2 separate regions of the Homo sapiens genome follow, and region 1 is linked to region 2. A link is a loop called in an ENCODE intact Hi-C map of the cell type or tissue named here. Cell type or tissue: GM12878. All regions are shown on one strand. Links, peaks and the distances in the headings refer to the core of each region. The heading gives the core; the rest is flanking DNA.

Region 1 (8,341 bases), core at 167-8,166, 120 kb before region 2:
TATCATTCTTATTACCTACAACTTTTATTATTTTTGATGCCTATTAACTCCTCACTGCTATGTTACTGATAAGATAGACTAGACTGGATCACACTCTATTATTTGTTTTCAAGTGTCTCTAAGCTTTTCAGAGGTACCAACCCAGTTCGTTTAAGGAAACTCTAGTTTCCTTACAAAGTTGGTTGGCAATAAATGAGTTGTCCATTCTGCTTAGAAGAACCTAGCAAGTAGTGCTGCTTGGAACTTTCCCCTTAAGACATAATTTTACTCTGAGCCCCCAAGAAAAGAAGAAGGAAGGAAAAGATGAACAGGAATGACCCGTTGAGGGCAAAACCCATGAAAATTGATCATGGCTCTTTTCTCCGACAATGGCATCATTGGCCTGGCAGAGCACAAGAGAGCTATCAGGGGGACTGTCCTCTTGCATGTGCTCAGGAACTTGTCCTCATTGCCTCCAGGTGCTGGGTTTCTTAGAGCCAGAGGTGGCAGGCATGTGGAGGGAAGGCTTCTGTGGATCCTCCCCTCTTCCTCTCAAATGTTCCTTTGTAGATTTAAGAATTAAAAAGTGCAGTAAAATTTGTTTTATAATTATAGCCCCAGGAAACATGAGTTTTAGTCTTAGCTTCGACATTCACTGAGTAATAATTATTGCAAGCACTTATGTAGTGTCTACTATGTGCCAGATGTTTTTGAATCATGTTACTTGCATCACCTCATTTAATTCTTACAAGAGCTCAGTAAGTTGGTATATATGTGTATTTGTCAAGCTTAGCTAGGTTATGCTGTGATAACAAACAACCACCAGATCTCAGTAGTTTGTTTCTCACTCGTGCTCTTTGTTCGTTGTAGGTTCATGGGAATTCCGTTCCACTCTGTCTTCACCCCAGGATGCAGGCTAAGAAAATGACCTTCATACAGAATGTTTCAGATTTTATGTCAGAGAACAGGAAAGGGCAAATCTCACATTAGCTCTTAAAAGTTTCCACAAGGGGATGACACAGACACTTCAGCTCACATTTGATATCCAGACCTAACTTCACGTGGGCATGGAACACATGGCTTATGTGCCTAGAAGTGGAAGAATCAGAATACTGGTGAACAGCTCTAATGACTAATATCATATATAATTATTAGCAGCATTTTGCAGATGAGGACACTGAAGAACAGAGAGATTAAGTAACTTGCCCAAAGTTACATAATTTATAAGTGGTAAAGCTGGGATTTGAATTCAGGCAGTTAGCTCCAGAGAATACTCTTAACTGCTGTCCATAAGCCTTTTCTGAGGCACTGAACCTCGGTTCAGTTTACCCATCTGTAAAATGGGAAAAGAAACTTTTCTTCTATGCCTTACAGGGATGCACTCAAAAGTCATCCATCCATCCATCTATCCATCTGCTCATCCGTTCATCCATCTGTCTTCCATCCATCCATCCATCCATCCATCCATCCATCCATCCATCCACTCTTGTAGTAATTGGCACACAGTTCTGGACTGAACTGTTTTGCCTCAGAATTCATATGTTGGATCCCTATTCCCCAGTGTGAGGTATGTGGACATAGGGCCTTTTGAAGGTAATCACTCTCTCTTTGCCATGTGACAGCATAATGAGAAAGTGGCCATCTACTAGTCAGGAAGAGAACGTTAACCAGGAACTGAATTAGCTGGCACCTTGATCTTGGACTTCCCAGCCTCCAGAACTGTGAGAAATAAATGTCTATTGTTTAAATCACCCAGTCTATGCAGCAATCTATAGCTGCCTGAACAGATTAATACTGATACAATAGAAAGTAACTGGAGAAGATTCTTTGGATTAGGATGTCAGGGAAGGACCATCTCCAGAAGTAACCTGTGAGCTAAGTTTTGCATGTGAAGACGTAGGGAGGAGAAAGAATGATAAGTAAAAGACTGAGGCAGGAATGAGCATGGCATCTTTGAGGAATAAAGGGAGTCAGAGTAGCTGGAATACAGTGATGAGGAAGAAAACAGTAGGCAATACGGGTGCAGGGGGAAGCAGAGGCCAAGTCATAAAAGAAAGATAAAATATACCAGGGATTTTTTCAAACTTTTTGAGAGATTAACCCTTTTTGAGAATCTGCTGAAAACTATGGACATGCTCATCAGAAAAGACCACATTCATATGACATTTTGCATAAAATACCAGAGGTTTTGTAGCCTTCTACCCTCATGTCTATCCAGAACCTAGACTGGGAACATCTGACAAATATAAAGACACTTTGAATAGCACATAGGGAAAGGGAGGGGAGAAAGAGATTTTCATTGTCTGCAAGCTTTCTCTGTGCTGGGAATTCTGCCAGTTATGATAGATTAATTATTTAACATTTTCCATGATCCCATTTTATAAATGATAAGATTCAGGGAGATTCAGGGAGGCTAAGCAATATGCTTTAGGCTAAATGGGTAATAGACAAAGAATTTAAATCGAGGTCAGCTTCACTCCATAGATAATATTGTTGTTATTGTCGTTGTTATTATTATTATTATTAGGTGTAGGGTCTAGTTTTACCCTGCCAAGGGTATTTTAATTATTTGGTGGAGGCTCTACATTTTCAACCAGCCAAGAGTATCCATTTCCTTTTCACTGGCTCTAGTTGAATAGCAGAGCAGCTCAGATTCTAAGTTTCCATTTCTCTACTGCCGCACTGATTATAATGTCGGCCTTTATTACTCCCAGCAGAGCAGTGAAATACAATCCCTACACCACTACCAATTAAGGCAGCTTCAATTCTATCTACATGTTCTTCCTCTGTGCAGATGCCAGCAGATCTGTTCCAAGACCCTTCCGGTTGTTTAGTATTCTGCTCAGAGGAGTCATTTGCTGATCATCTTCTTTCTTAATTAGGGATCTAATGTATTGCAGCTGACCCTTGAACAAGAGAAAGATGGAGACCTGGCTGGAAAGGAGGTGTGACCATTCATTTCAAGGTAATCAGCTTTGAAGCTGCTTGACATCTGCTATTGATTTTCTTGTGCCTGGAAAACCTCCTGAGAAAGGTTTCTGATCTCAGAAGTCTGAGCAATCTACGCATTTACTTATTCACTCACTGTGCAAGGCCAGGAAATGGCCTGCAATGAAATGAGCAGAGAAATACCTTCTCTGAAAAACCAAATGCATGGGAATGATTTCAAAGCTCCTTCCGGACCACAATGAAGGAGAGATAGTTAGCAACAGACAAGTTCCCTCCCCTCCATAAAGCCTTATACAGAAACTAATACTTAATAAACTACCTTGGGAGGCTGAGGTGGGTGGATCATGAGGTCAGGAGATCGAGACCATCCTGGCTAACACGGTGAAACCCCATCTCTACTAAAAATACAAAAAATTAGCCGGGCGTGGTGGCGGGCACCTGTAGTCCCAGCTACTTGGGAGGCTGAGGCAGGAGAATGGTGTGAACCCGGGAGGCGGAGCTTGCAGTGAGCTGAGATCATGCCACTGCACTCCAGCCTGGGTGACACAGTGAAGACTCCGTCTCAAAATAAAAATAAAAATAAAAATAATAAACTACCATTTACAGTAGACACTCTAAATATATCATTTCTAATATCAAAACACTGTTGGTTTTATTGCCTTTTCTTATGAATGGGGAAATTAAGGCTTAGAGATGTGAATTACTTTGCCCAGTGTCACACAGCAAGTAAATACCTGAGGTGGGGAGGAAAACCCATGTCAATGTGAGTCTCAAGTCTCTGTTCTTTCACTATGCTAGGCTGCCATAATTTTCTAGGTATGCATTTGCCTTCCTTGACTTTTCACTTGTTGTAATTTTGGGCCAGTTAAGTCAGCATCATTCAGAGATAGGGACTCCCTGCTGATGGAATTTGTCTTCCTTAGGTGTCATATCCAAGTAATTACAGAGTGCAGTAGAGCTAGATTACAATACTACACATTGTCAGTAGGTGTCACTATCTTATCTAATGTGATTATTTGTTCAAAAGTACTCACTGAGCACTTGCTATATGAAAGTCTCTAAGGATATAGTCATGAACTGACAGAGTCTCTGTTTCACTCAGCTTACATTTCAGTAGGGGAAAGTCTGAACCATGAAAAAATATATAATATATCAGATAGTGATCAGTGGAATAAATAAATGCTGAGATTTAAGGCTAAATTAATCAGCTTTGTGAGTTCGAAGTGTGTTGAATGAGGGAGGACTGTCTCTAGTGACACGAAACCAGCTGCCACACAATGTAAGAGGTCATCTCTTGAGAAAGGTCCCTGCCACTGACTCAGTTCAATCAAGCAATGAAAATGATCAGTACTCCCACTTCCACAGTGAAACAGATTGGGAAAGGAAAACCTCCCAGCAAGAGTTTACAGGGTTTACTGCCTGAGTGCTCTACTTAAAACCCTTAGCTGTCACCTATAGAATAAGTCCCAATCTTAGCACAATCTACCAGGCCCCTCATGATCTAATTTGCCTCTTCAGCCTGATCTCCAGCCATATCTTCCTTACACTTTACACCCCAGTAAACCAGAACTGCTTTTTGTCTCCCACATGAGTTTGCTACTTCACTCCTATAGCCCATTGTTGAAAATGACCATTCCATTGGAAAGTCATGTTTATTTTTTCTTATTTATTTAATCTCTACTCCTCTTTTAAGATCAAATTCAGTTATCGCCTCCTCAAAGAAGTCCTCCTTGGTTTCCCCAAGCTGAGTTAGGTACACTCTCTGATACTTCTTCAGCATCTTTGAATTCCATCCCTTGACTTCCATAATGTTTTATGATTGGCTGTTTCTGTGTTTAGTTTTCTGCTTGAAGGAAGGAACTAGGTCTTATTGATGTCTATACCCTCATTGCTGTCTGATAGAAATATAATGCAAGGTCAGGCACAGTGGCTCATGCCTTTAATCTCAACACTTTGGGAGACCAAGGTGGGAGGATGGCTTGAGCCCAGGAGTTTGAGACCAGCCTGGACAACATAGTGAGACCTTGTCTCTCGAAAAAAAAAAAAAGCCTGGTGTGGTGGCTCACACCTGTAGTCCCAGCTACTTGGGAGCTGAGGTGGGAGGATTGCTTGAACCCCAAGAGGTTGAGGCTGCAGTGAGCCATGATAGCAACACTGCACTTCAGTCTGGGCAACAGAGTGAGACCTGGTCTCAAAAAAAACAAAACAAACAAACAGAAATATAATGTAAGCCACATATGTAATTTTAAATTTTCTAGCAACCACATTAAAAAGTAAAAAGAAACAGATGAAATTAATGTTCATAATGTAGTTTATTTAACCCAATATATACAAATACTACCATTTCAACATCTAATCAACATGGAAAATTATCAACTAGATAGTTCACATTCTTTTTATTATAACAACATCCTCAAAATCTAGTGAGTATTTTACACTGACAGCACATCTTAATTTATAAGCTAATTTTCATCAAAAATATTTTATCTATATTTAGATTTTATAAAGCATATTCTCAAAAACAGTAGAATTGGCCAGGCACAGTGGCTCACACCTGTAATCCCAGCACTTTGGGAGGCCAAGGAGGGTGGATCACCTGAGGTCAGGAGTTCGAGACCTGCCTTGCCAACATGGCAAAACCCCGTCTCTACTAAAAATACAAAAATTAACTGGGTGTGGTGGCGGGCACCTGTAGTCCCAGCTGCTCGGGAGGCTGAGGCAGGAGAATCACTTGAACCCGGGAAGCGAAGATTGCAGTGAGCCGAGATCGCGCCACTGCACTCTAGCTTGGGTGACAGAGCGAGACTCCGTCTCAAAGAAAAATAAAAAAATAAACAGTAGAATCACATGCTCAAGCTGTTTGAAACAAACTTAAAAGTTTTCTAAAAACAGAATGGAATATCAAAGCATCATTTTCATTTAATTTTTAAATCTATATTGACAAAACTGGCTCATCATTTTAGAACAATCAATTTGACTTTGAATATGCTTTGAAGCCAAAGCATATTCATTTCAAAATCATGTCTGTCCACAGTAAATTCACTAACTCTTATGTCAACTCAGTATCAACATTGGGTTCAAAAGGGTATTGCAAAAATTGGAAAGCAGCTCTAAATTTACTAATATCAATACAATGTTCTTCAAATTTGTCTTGTCATTTTTGCAGCCAATGTACATAATACTGTCAATTACAATCTTCTGCATATTAATTCACATTAGAAAAATGTGTAATATAATTATTGTTGATTTGTATAATGAAAATTATAATTTCAGCAAATTCTCATACTGGTCTTGCTGAGTCACAAATAAACCTTTTCGTTCCATGAAACTTCAAATTTAGCTTGTTTATATGAGTGTGATATTGTCTAGGAATGTAAATCACAATGTCATTTTTTGTCTTTGATTTGGTGAATTTTGCTTCAAGCAAATGGAGTTAATAATACAGTAAATTTTTGTATAACTGTTCCACCACACAACTGATGAACACTAGCAAATATCACAAGATTGTTAAGTTAATTGTCTTCTATTTTGTTCAATAGATCCATAACTGGCAGTAATTCACAACTTTTATATGTATATACTGAAGAATTTTAACACCTGTGCACATGAGGCCTTTCACAGAATATGCTTCGGAAAAATATGCTTCAGAGTACAAATATTTTCATAGTACTTAGTGAAATGAAGCAATAAAGATAGTATCAGTCTGTTGTTTTAAATTCCAATAAATTTGGATTTTTAAAAAAAATCTAAAATAGTTTGAACACCATCCACCATGATAGAAAAATTTTATTTCCCACATCTAAGTAAAATTATTCTTTGGCAGATATAAAAGAGTTTAAAATAACTTTGCTACGAGTTCCATATTTTAGGTCATGGGTTGATAACAGATTTTTGTCTTCTAAATTTGCAAGCATTTTGAGACAACCTGCCCCCAGGTTGGGTAGTGTCTCTATTATTCTCAACTCATTTAAAGCTAAAATGAAGTCCTTTCAATTTATTCATATTTGAATAAATTTACCTTTGATATTGTTAGAAAAGTCTTCAATTATATGGACAATTGTTTGGTGGCATAATTGAAGTTCTTCTACTTTTTTTTTTTTTTTTTTTTTTGAGACAGAGTCTCTCTCTGTCACCAGGCTAGAGTGCAGCGGCGTGATCTTGGCTCATTGCAACCTCTGCCTCCCGGGTTCAAGCTATTCTCCTGCCGCAGCCTTCCCAGTAGCTGGGATTACAGGCGCATGCCACCACACCCAGCTAATTTTTGCATTTTTAGTAGAGACAGGGTTTCACCATATTGGCCAGGATGGTCTCGATCTCCTGACCTTGTGATCAGCCTGCCTTGGCCTCCCAAAGTGCTGGGATTACAGGCGTGAGCCACCAAACCCAGCCCCACTTTTTGTAAAATATCATTTTTAGTCTTTTCCTTACTACAAGCTTGGATTCTGTTAAAAATCATTTAAATTTTTTGACATTAATTCTGATGCCAGGTGGCTAGTTCAGTTAATCATTTTTTAATTTTTCAGGAGGAACTTATCAAATTCACCAAGTATTTGCTATAAATGTCTCGATACTGTCTATTACATTTTTCTTTCTGTTTTGTTTCTTTCTTTTTTTCTTTTCAAAACAGAGGGTCTCTTAGATTTGTTCTGCTGAAGTAAATTGCAATTGTCATTCATTGTAAAGTTTACAATATGCTTTCTTCCACTCTCTTATTTTTTTTCCATTCTAATCATAGTATTAATTTCTGCATCTCCATTATTTTAAGTAGAAAAAATTTGTCCATATTTATTTTTATACTAAAAAATAATTTAATTGTATTATAATTAAAATAATAACAAGTTCTTCAATTTAATTACCAATTAAGATTCACATAGTTACCACAGTAATTGGAGTTGTTAATATAAAACATTCAAAGATACATGTTACAATATTGCATTGCTGTGTAGGAAAAAAACATTTAAACTGAATCAATCCATCCACACTGACTGGATCAGTGATGTACTTATGCATAATAGTGGAAGCAACATGTGTACCCAAAAAGTGCATTAGTATACAGCACTGCTATATGAGGCCATGCAAAGGCTAAAGTGAGGTAGAGTTCAATCAAAACAATAATGTTGAATTTAATAGAAAAGTATTTTATATTGTTTCCATTTTAAAATTTAAATCTAAATTAATAATACAAATTTTAGGCCGGGCGTGGTGGCTCAGATCTGTAATCCCAGCACTTTGGGAGGCCAAGGCAGGTGGATCACCTGCGGCCAGGAGTTTGAGATCAGCCTGGTCAGCAGGGCGAAACCCCATCTCTACTAAAAATACAAAAATTAGCTGGGCTTGGTGGCACATGCCTGTAATCCCAGCTACTCGGGAGGCTGAGGCAGGAGAATCCCTTGAATCGGGAGGTGGAAGTTGC
Region 2 (8,341 bases), core at 276-8,275:
ATGTATATAGAACATTGTCTTCATCCAGTCCTCCGTAGATGGACACTTAGGTTAATTCCATACCTTTGCTATTGTGAATAGTGCTGTGATAAACACACTAGTGCCAGTCTCTTTTTGATATAATGATTTGTTTCCCTTTGGGTATATACCCAGTAGTGGGATTGCTGAATTGAATGATAGACTTTTAGTTCTTTGAAAAATTTCCATGCTGTTTTCCATAAAGGTCATACTAAGTTATATTCCCACCAACAGTGTATAAATATTCCCTTTTCTCCACATCTTTCCCAACATGTTGTTTTTTGACTTTCTGATAATAGCCATTCTGACTGGTGTGAGATGGTATCTCATTATCTCATTGTGGTTTTAATTTGCATTTATCTGATGATCGTGATGTTGAGCATTTTTTAATATATTTGTCAGCCGCTTGTATGTCTTCTTTTTAAAAATATCTCTTTGTGTCCTTTGCTTACTTTTTAATAGCGCTGTTTGAGGTTTTTTTTTTTCTTATGGAGTTGTTTGAGCTCCTTGTAGATTCTAGATATTAGTCCTTTGTTGGATGCATAGTTTGCAAATACTTTTTCCCTGCTGTAGGGTAACTGTTTACTTTGTTGATTGTTTATTTTGCTATGCAGAAGATTTTTAGTTTAATTAAGTCCCATTTATCTACTTTAGTCTTTGTTCCATTTGCTTTTGAGAACTTAGTCATAAATTATTTGCCTAGGCCAATGTTCAGAAGAGATTTTTCTAGCTTTTCTTCTAGAATTTTTATAGTTTCAGGTCTTACATTTAGGTTTTTAATGCATCTTGAGTTAATTTTTGTATATGGTGAGAGTTATGAGTCCAGTTTCTTTCTTCTCCATATGGCTATCCAATTTTCCCAGCACTATTTATTGAATAGGGTATTATTTCCTTAGCATATATATTTTTTGACTTTGTCAAAGAGCAATTGATTGTAAGTATATGGCTTTACTTCTTGGTTCTCTATTCTGTTCTGTTAATCTATGTGTCTAGTTTTATACCAGTACCATGCTGTTTTAGTTACTATAGCCTTGTAGTATAATTTGAAGTCAGCATATGAATTTTTGGAGGACACATTCAGTCCATAGTACGTGCCTGGTACGTGCAGACACTTTTTTTTTTTTTTCTTTTTTTTTGAGACGGAGTCTTACTCTGTCGCCCAGGCTGGAGGGCAGTGGCACAATCTCGGCTCACTGCAACCTCTGCCTCCCGGGTTCAAGCAATTCTCTGCTTCAGCCTCCTGAGTAGCTGGGATTACAGGCACCTGCCACCACACCTGGCTAATTTTTGTATTTTTAGTAGAGATGGGGTTTCACCATCTTGGCCAGGCTGATCTTGAACTCCTGACTTCGTGATCCACCCACCTCAGCCTCCCAAAGTGCTGGGTTTACAAGTGTGAGCCACTGCGCCCAGCCGACACTCTTTTAATTGCTAGGAAACGTCAATGAACAAAAGTGACGAAGATTCTTCCCCTTGTAAACTTTCATTCCAGCAGGGAGAGACAGATAAATATAGTAAATAAGTAAATTATATAGAACATAAAATACTATAAATCACAATGAGATATTACTTTACATCCATTATAGTGGTGATATCAAAGAGAAAATGACAAGTTGTGGCGAGGATGTGGAGAAGTCAAAACCCTCGTACGTCGCTGGTGGGAATGTAAAATGGGGCAGCCACTTTGGAAACTATTTTGGCAGTTCCTCAGAAAGTTCAGCAGGGAGTTACTATGTGATCCAGCAATTCCACTCCTAGGCATATACCCAAAAGATCGAAAACGTATGTCCACATAAAAACTTCTCAGAATTTATTCATAACAGCATTATTCATGTTAGTCAAAAAGGAGAAAAAACTGGAATGTTCATCCACTGATGAATGAATAAACAAAGTGTAATATATCCATACAACCTGGATATATCCTACAACCTGGATGAAATTTGAAGACATTATGCCAAGAAAGAAGGCAGGCACAAAATGCCACAGATGTTGTGATTCAACTTATATAAAATGTACAGAATAGTCAGATCCATAAAGACAGAAAGTAAATCAATGGTTTTCAGGAGCTGAGCAAAGGAAGCATTGGAGAGGGAGTGCTAGTGGGTTCAGGGATTCTTTGGGGGATGATGAAAATATTCTGGAATTAGACAGTGGTGATGATCATCACAGCTTTGTGAATATCCTAAAAAATCACTGAATGGTATACATCAAAGAGGTGATTTTTCTGGTATAAGAATTATCTCAATGTTTTTTAAAAGGTCATGGTTGCTATGAAATGAAAGAAAAATAGAATAGGGCCGGGTGCAGTGACTCATGCCTATAATTCCAGCACTTTGGGAGGCCGAGGCTGGGGGATCACTTGAGGTCAGGAGTTCGTGACCAGCCTGACCAACATGGTGAAATCCCATCTCTGCTAAAAATACAAAATTAACCTGGCATAGCAGTGCATGCCTGTAATCCCAGCTACTTGGGAGGCTGAGGCAGGAGAATCACTTGAACTTGGGAGGCAGAGGTTACAGTGAGCTGAGACTGTGCCATTGCACTCCAGTCTGGGCAACAAGAGCGAAACTCCATCTCAAAAAGAAAGAAAGAGAGAAAGAGAGAGAGAAAGAAAGAGAGAGAAAGAGAGAGAGAGGAAGGAAGGAAGAAAGAAAGGAAAGAAGGAGAGAAGGAAGAAAAAGAAGGAAGGAAGGAAGGAAAGAAGGAAGGAAGGAAGGGAGGAGAAAAGAAAACATAGAACAGGTAAGGGGTAACTGAAATGGATTGGGCAGACAGCTTGTAATTTTGAATAGGGTGGTCACAATTATTTTCACTGAGAAAAGGACATTCAAGCCAGAATTTGGAAAGGTATGGGAGACGGTCTGGTCATCATCTGGGAGAGGTACTCCAGAAAAAGCAGAGGGACAGGAGGGAATTTGGGAAACAAGAAAAGCCCAGTGTGGCCTGAGTAAAGAAAGAGAGTGGAGGGGGCTGAGGGTCAGAGAAGTGATAAGGGCCAGATCCTGTTGGGTCTTGTAGGTCATCATCAGAACTTAAGCTTTTACCATGAACGAAATGGAGATCCGCTGAAGCGTTTTGAGCAAGCAAGTAGCCTGATCCAAGTTACATTTAAAGAATCATTCTGGGCTGGGCTTGGTGGCTCATGCCTATAATCCCAGCACTTTGGGAGGCCGAGGTGGGTAGATCACGAGGTCAGGAGATCGAGACCATCCTGGCTAACACGGTGAAACCCCGTCTCTACTAAAAATACAAAAATTAGCTGGGCGTGGTGGCACACGCCTGTAGTCGCAGCTACTCGGGAGGCTGAGGCAGGAGGATCACTTGAACCAGGGAGGCGGAGGTTGCAGTGAGCTGAGATCACATCACGGCATGATAAAAAAAAAAAAAGAATCATTCTGGCTGCTGTGCTGAGAAACGTAACAATTGTTATTATATTAAGAGCTTAGGTCTGCTTTGACATGAAGCACTGGGACACTAGAACAGAGAAAGAGATACTCTCCCCACTCCCAACTTTAGAAACTGGCCCCTAACAGGTGAATATGATCCACCGTTTCTGTACTGTGAGCAGAGTCTGTGCCACATTCAGCAAGAGTGGCAGGTCTCCTTGACCTCAGTGCTTCCCGGGGTGGACAGACTACGGCCACCTTATCTTTTTACACGAGAACTGTCCTTCCTCTCTCAGGCATGAAACCATAGGCCAGCTTGGCCATCTTAATCAAAGGGAACTTGAAGCCATTCATTTCATTCATTTTATTTCAAGAAGACATGAAATTATGTTTTATGCCAGGCCAATAAAGGATGACACATAATTTCCTTGGGCTTACAATATTTCTGCCTTTGGAAAGGTGTCTGAGAACTAAATAACCTGAAGTTTACTGTCTAGTACAGTGCAGATTGACAGTAGCTGCTCAATAAAGCATAGTGCCATTCTTCCTCTTTCTCATTCACCTTGACTTCCCCAAGGTCTTCATTTTCAGAGATGGCAACTGATACCTAGAAACCCCACGAAGTTCTACAGTGTTTACATCAATCCCTCAAATCTGGTTGAACCCAAGAGCCAGAGACCTGCTGATTTTTCTGGAAAAATGGCTGTCTTAAAGAAGAACCAAAGGACACAGTGGAAAAGACAGCACCTAAAAGTTAGCATGGATGGAAGGGAAAAGTTCCTGGAAAGCAAGGCATTAGCAGGAATTAGCTAAGTTCTTGTCCACCCTTTGCTAGTGATGATTCATTTTTGTAGGATAATAATATAATAAGACTTTAAAAAATAAAATTTAAAAAACATATCTCTGAAGTTTGACAGGCAAGATAGAACCTAGAAAAATAGAATCTAAACTCTCTCTCTCTCTCTCTCTCTCTCTCTCTCTCTCTGTGTGTGTGTGTGTGTGTGTGTGCAAGAGAGAATGAGAGAGAAAGAGAGAGACAGACAGACAGACAGAGAGAGGCTGGTGATTCAAGGTCCCAGTGCAGATAAACAGACTCACTCTTTCTCCTCCCCAAACAAAACTAGATTTTTTTATTTGTCACACTTGAAGCTCATCTGCTTTCCCACTCCCTCATTAAAATTCTGAGCTACTGCAAGACAGCCTCGTGCAGGATAATTCGAGCCTGATCTCCCAGGAGAATGCCGGGAACCAGGCTTGTGAATTAGCCTTTCCCCTTGGTGGGTGGACACTGCCACCCTGTGTTCAGATACTGGGAACCACTGAGCGGTGATCCTTTCCTCTGGCTCCTCAACTTCATAGTGCTTAGTCGATTCCCAGGTGTGCCCACAATATCAATATGTGTTGGTTATGGTGTGAAGGCTTCCACAGCTGTCAGTGTTTTCAGCCGGGGCATGGAGAGGTTGTTTATAGTGAGGGGAGAGGGAAATGAGATGAAGCTAGGGAGGCAAGCAGAGATGATAGAACGCATGCTAGGGAAAAACCCACGAGGAACTGCCCTGGATTTCCCCAGCAACTCAAGCATTTGGGTTTCTGTGACTTTGCTGCCGCTGCTACCTCTTCCCAGAATGCTTTTCCCACAGACTCTGCCTTGTGAAAGCCCACGCCTCTCAGAGATCTGGCTGAAGCATCACCTTATCTGTGAACCCCTGCCTGATCACCACTCCCCGGACCTTACCCTGGTAGAATCAGGGATTTCATTCTGTCCCATCATCGCCTCTTCCCTACACAACTTAAAGGTGGGTGTCAACATTTCCATACTTTTCTCCCATGAACCCTGGAGGCCCTGGAGTGTGACTGAACTTGTCTTATTGTTCTGTATGTCCCCAAGGCTTAGCAGATCTTTCATTAATATCTTTGGGAGAGCAAATGAATGAATGAGTGGATGGATGGATGGATGGATGAACAAAATAAATGGTATGCATATAACATTTGGAAAAATCAGATTAAAGCCTTTAAGGAAGAAAAATCAATGTTATTAGGAGAGGGGAGGAATAGAACTGAGAGAAGAAGTACCCGAATTGAGGGGCTGGAGAGGGCTGAAAACGGATAGGGAGTGTTACTGAGTTGTAGAAAATAACTCATTTCACCACCAGAGAAAGAGCTATTTATGTAATACTAGAATTAATATAATAATGGTTATTATGTCAGAAGCACAAGAGAGTCATAAAATGGCTTATTAAAAGGGTTGCAACTCAGATCACTAAAACCATCAGAGAGGATTCCAACTTTGCATTTCACTAAAATGTAAGACTTTTTGCTTGAAAACGTCTCATTTAATGGACTTATCAGCTTCCCAATCTCAATATCTTCAAGACTCCTATAAACCTCCACTCTCCCTGATTCTAGCACCTAATTAATCAAAGTCAAGCACTGTTATCCCAGAAATGTCTCTTAAACACCTTAAGCCACCTCCAAACACTTTCACTTCTCCAAACCTTTGAGCAGAAATGTGCTATTTCCTCTGCTGGGAGTATGTTTGAATCCCTTTTTTAAAAAAGGCTAAATTAGAGGTCTCCCTTATAGACTTAGCTTTGGGAAGAGCCTTTCCCATTTTCACACAGCAAAGGTGGCCATTCCTCAACTGTGTTCCCCTTGTGCTGTGTTCATGCCTTAATTCCAGCATTTTTTTTCAAGCCTCTATTGTAGGAATTACTATAGAAGGGTTCTGTTGAAAGTATCTTAACCTGCTCCCCACTGTCTGAAAGCAACACCAAGGAGGTATACAGCTTCAGTATCTTTGTAGTCTTCCGTTCTAGCACATGGATGAAATATAGCAAAAGAGTGCTCAGAACACATTTATGAAATAAATGAATAAAGAAATGAAAACGAATGGACAAGCATGGAGGACATATTAGGTTGAAAAAAAATAGCTTTACCAGTCTGTGTAGCTCCTGATCACAACAGTATATACTGGTCACACCTTGTCCCATTATTTCCACCCAAAATCATACTCTTTCTTTAAGACCTGTCTCAGATGCTACCCCCTTCAAGCTTCTGTCTGTAATTAATCAACATGCAGCCCTTTGCTTCTGGGCAATGCTCACATGACACTCATCATTTGCTACATTTTATGAGAGATCATGCACTAAAAAAATAAAAAATACCTAAAATAAACTGAGAGACTGCTATGTGCCAGCCACAGGGAAAGTCTCTTTCCAAAGCTGAGTCTCTAAGGTAGACCCCTAATTCAGCTTTTAAAAAGTTCCAGATGCTGAGCACAAAGAGTTGAACAAAATGAAAAAGGTCTCTGTTCTTTTGAAGCTTATATTTCAGTGGATGGAGACAGATAATAAATAGCACATAAACAAATAAATAAAAAGAGAGTTTCAGTGTTTTAAGGACAATAAAACTGGGTAATGTAATAGTGTTTCCCTCAGCATTCTCATTTGTAGCCAGCAGAATTCAGTTTCACTAAAGGAGAATTTATTAAGCAGGATTCCTTCAAAAACTCAACAGAAAGACCAAAGAAACAGGCTCTTGTCAAGTTTCCAGCAAAAAAATTGGACATTTCATCTCTAGCATATGACACATGTGGAGAGTCATTGATTTAGTACTACTCAAGAGGGGAGAAAACATTCATTGAAATCTGATCATATTGTGTGACTTTGTTGTTTTTTTCCGAGACAGAGTCTCGCTGTGATGCCCAGGCTGGAGTGCAATGGCCCGATCTCTGCTCACTGCAGCCTCCACCTCCCAAGTCAAGCAATTCTCCTGCCTCAGCCTCCTGAGCAGCTGGGATTACGGGTGCCCACTACCATGCCATGCTAATTCTTTTTTTTTTTTTTTTTTTTTTGTGAGAGGGAATCTCGCTCTGTTGTCCAGGCTGGAGTGCAGTGGCGCGATCTCTGCTCACTGCAAGCTCCGCCTCCCCGGTTCACGCCATTCTCCTCCCTCAGCCTCCAGAGTAGCTGGGACTACAGGCGCCCGCCACCACACCCGGCTAATTTTTTGTGTATTTTTAGTAGAGACGGGGTTTCACTGCGTTAACCAAGACAGTCTTGATCTCCTGACCTCGTGATCCACCTGCCTTGGCCTCCCAAAGTGCTGGGATTACAGGCGTGAGCCACTGCGCCCGGCCTAACTTTTGTATTTTTAATAGAGACGGGGTTTCACCATGTTGGCCAGGCTGGTCTCGAACCCCTGACCTCAAGTGGTCCACCTGCCTCAGCCTCCCAAAGTGTTGGGATTACAGGCGTGAGCCACCGTGACTGACCAAATTGCATGACTTTTTTTTTCCATTTTGCCATGCAAGTTTTCCCTTCCCTCCTGCCTTACTTACCTACAGATTCAGATTTTTTAAAAGGAGTTTATGCTTTCTATGACTTTTTGCATTAGGGTTGAAACTTTCAGTCACAAGTCGTTTGGGACAGATAACTTACTAAAGGTCTAGAACAAATGACCAGCCACCCAAGGACACATATGCAGGCTGGCATGCCTGCAGCCAGAAAGAAACCATATGGAAAGCATAGCACAGTCCAATAGGTCTCTGCTCCTCCATAGGACAGTCCAATAGGTCTCTGCTCCTCCATAATAACTCTCTTGGAGAAAAGTTGGGTTCTGTGTCTAGTGTGAAACTCTCATAAATAGTTTTTTGAACAATCATGTACTTGGTGGACTACAAGACAAAATGATTTTGTTTTTCTTCTATCAGTCTTCAAACAAATGCTGTTGGCTCCTCCTTTCCTGCTGCTTCATGGCATATTGGGCAGATCCCACAGGTGGTGTTAAAATGTCCAGCCCAGTTAGTCCAGTTTAAAATTTTATTTTTATATTCAATTCAAAGCATTTCCCCTCTCCGGTGCAGAACTGCCTTGCATACTAGGAAGCAGGCCCTTTTGATTCTCCTTCATTATGGGAAATAGACTTGTTGGTGATAC

Evidence for each region. Peaks named below come from ENCODE experiments on the same cell type or tissue, not always from the same donor. Only the 100,000 strongest peaks of a DNase experiment are listed, where the experiment ranks them.
Region 1: a loop joins it to region 2, with 9 times the contacts of the local background. A loop is called at or near these places in 8 of 110 quality-filtered maps.

Annotation. Positions count from the first base shown.
Region 1 is chr22:33,079,534-33,087,874 of GRCh38, forward strand. It overlaps a transcript of LARGE1 not described here. Among named protein-coding and RNA genes, the nearest start is that of LINC01640, 25 kb to the right of the region's middle. In GM12878, for the core only: no CTCF peak of the experiment used is centred there; a DNase peak (open chromatin) is centred at 3,908.
Region 2 is chr22:33,198,714-33,207,054 of GRCh38, forward strand. It overlaps a transcript of LARGE1 not described here. Among named protein-coding and RNA genes, the nearest start is that of LARGE1-AS2, 39 kb to the left of the region's middle. In GM12878, for the core only: a CTCF peak has its summit at 4,699 (motif pointing left); a DNase peak (open chromatin) is centred at 4,818; H3K4me3 peaks cover 1,357 bases; H3K27ac peaks cover 922 bases.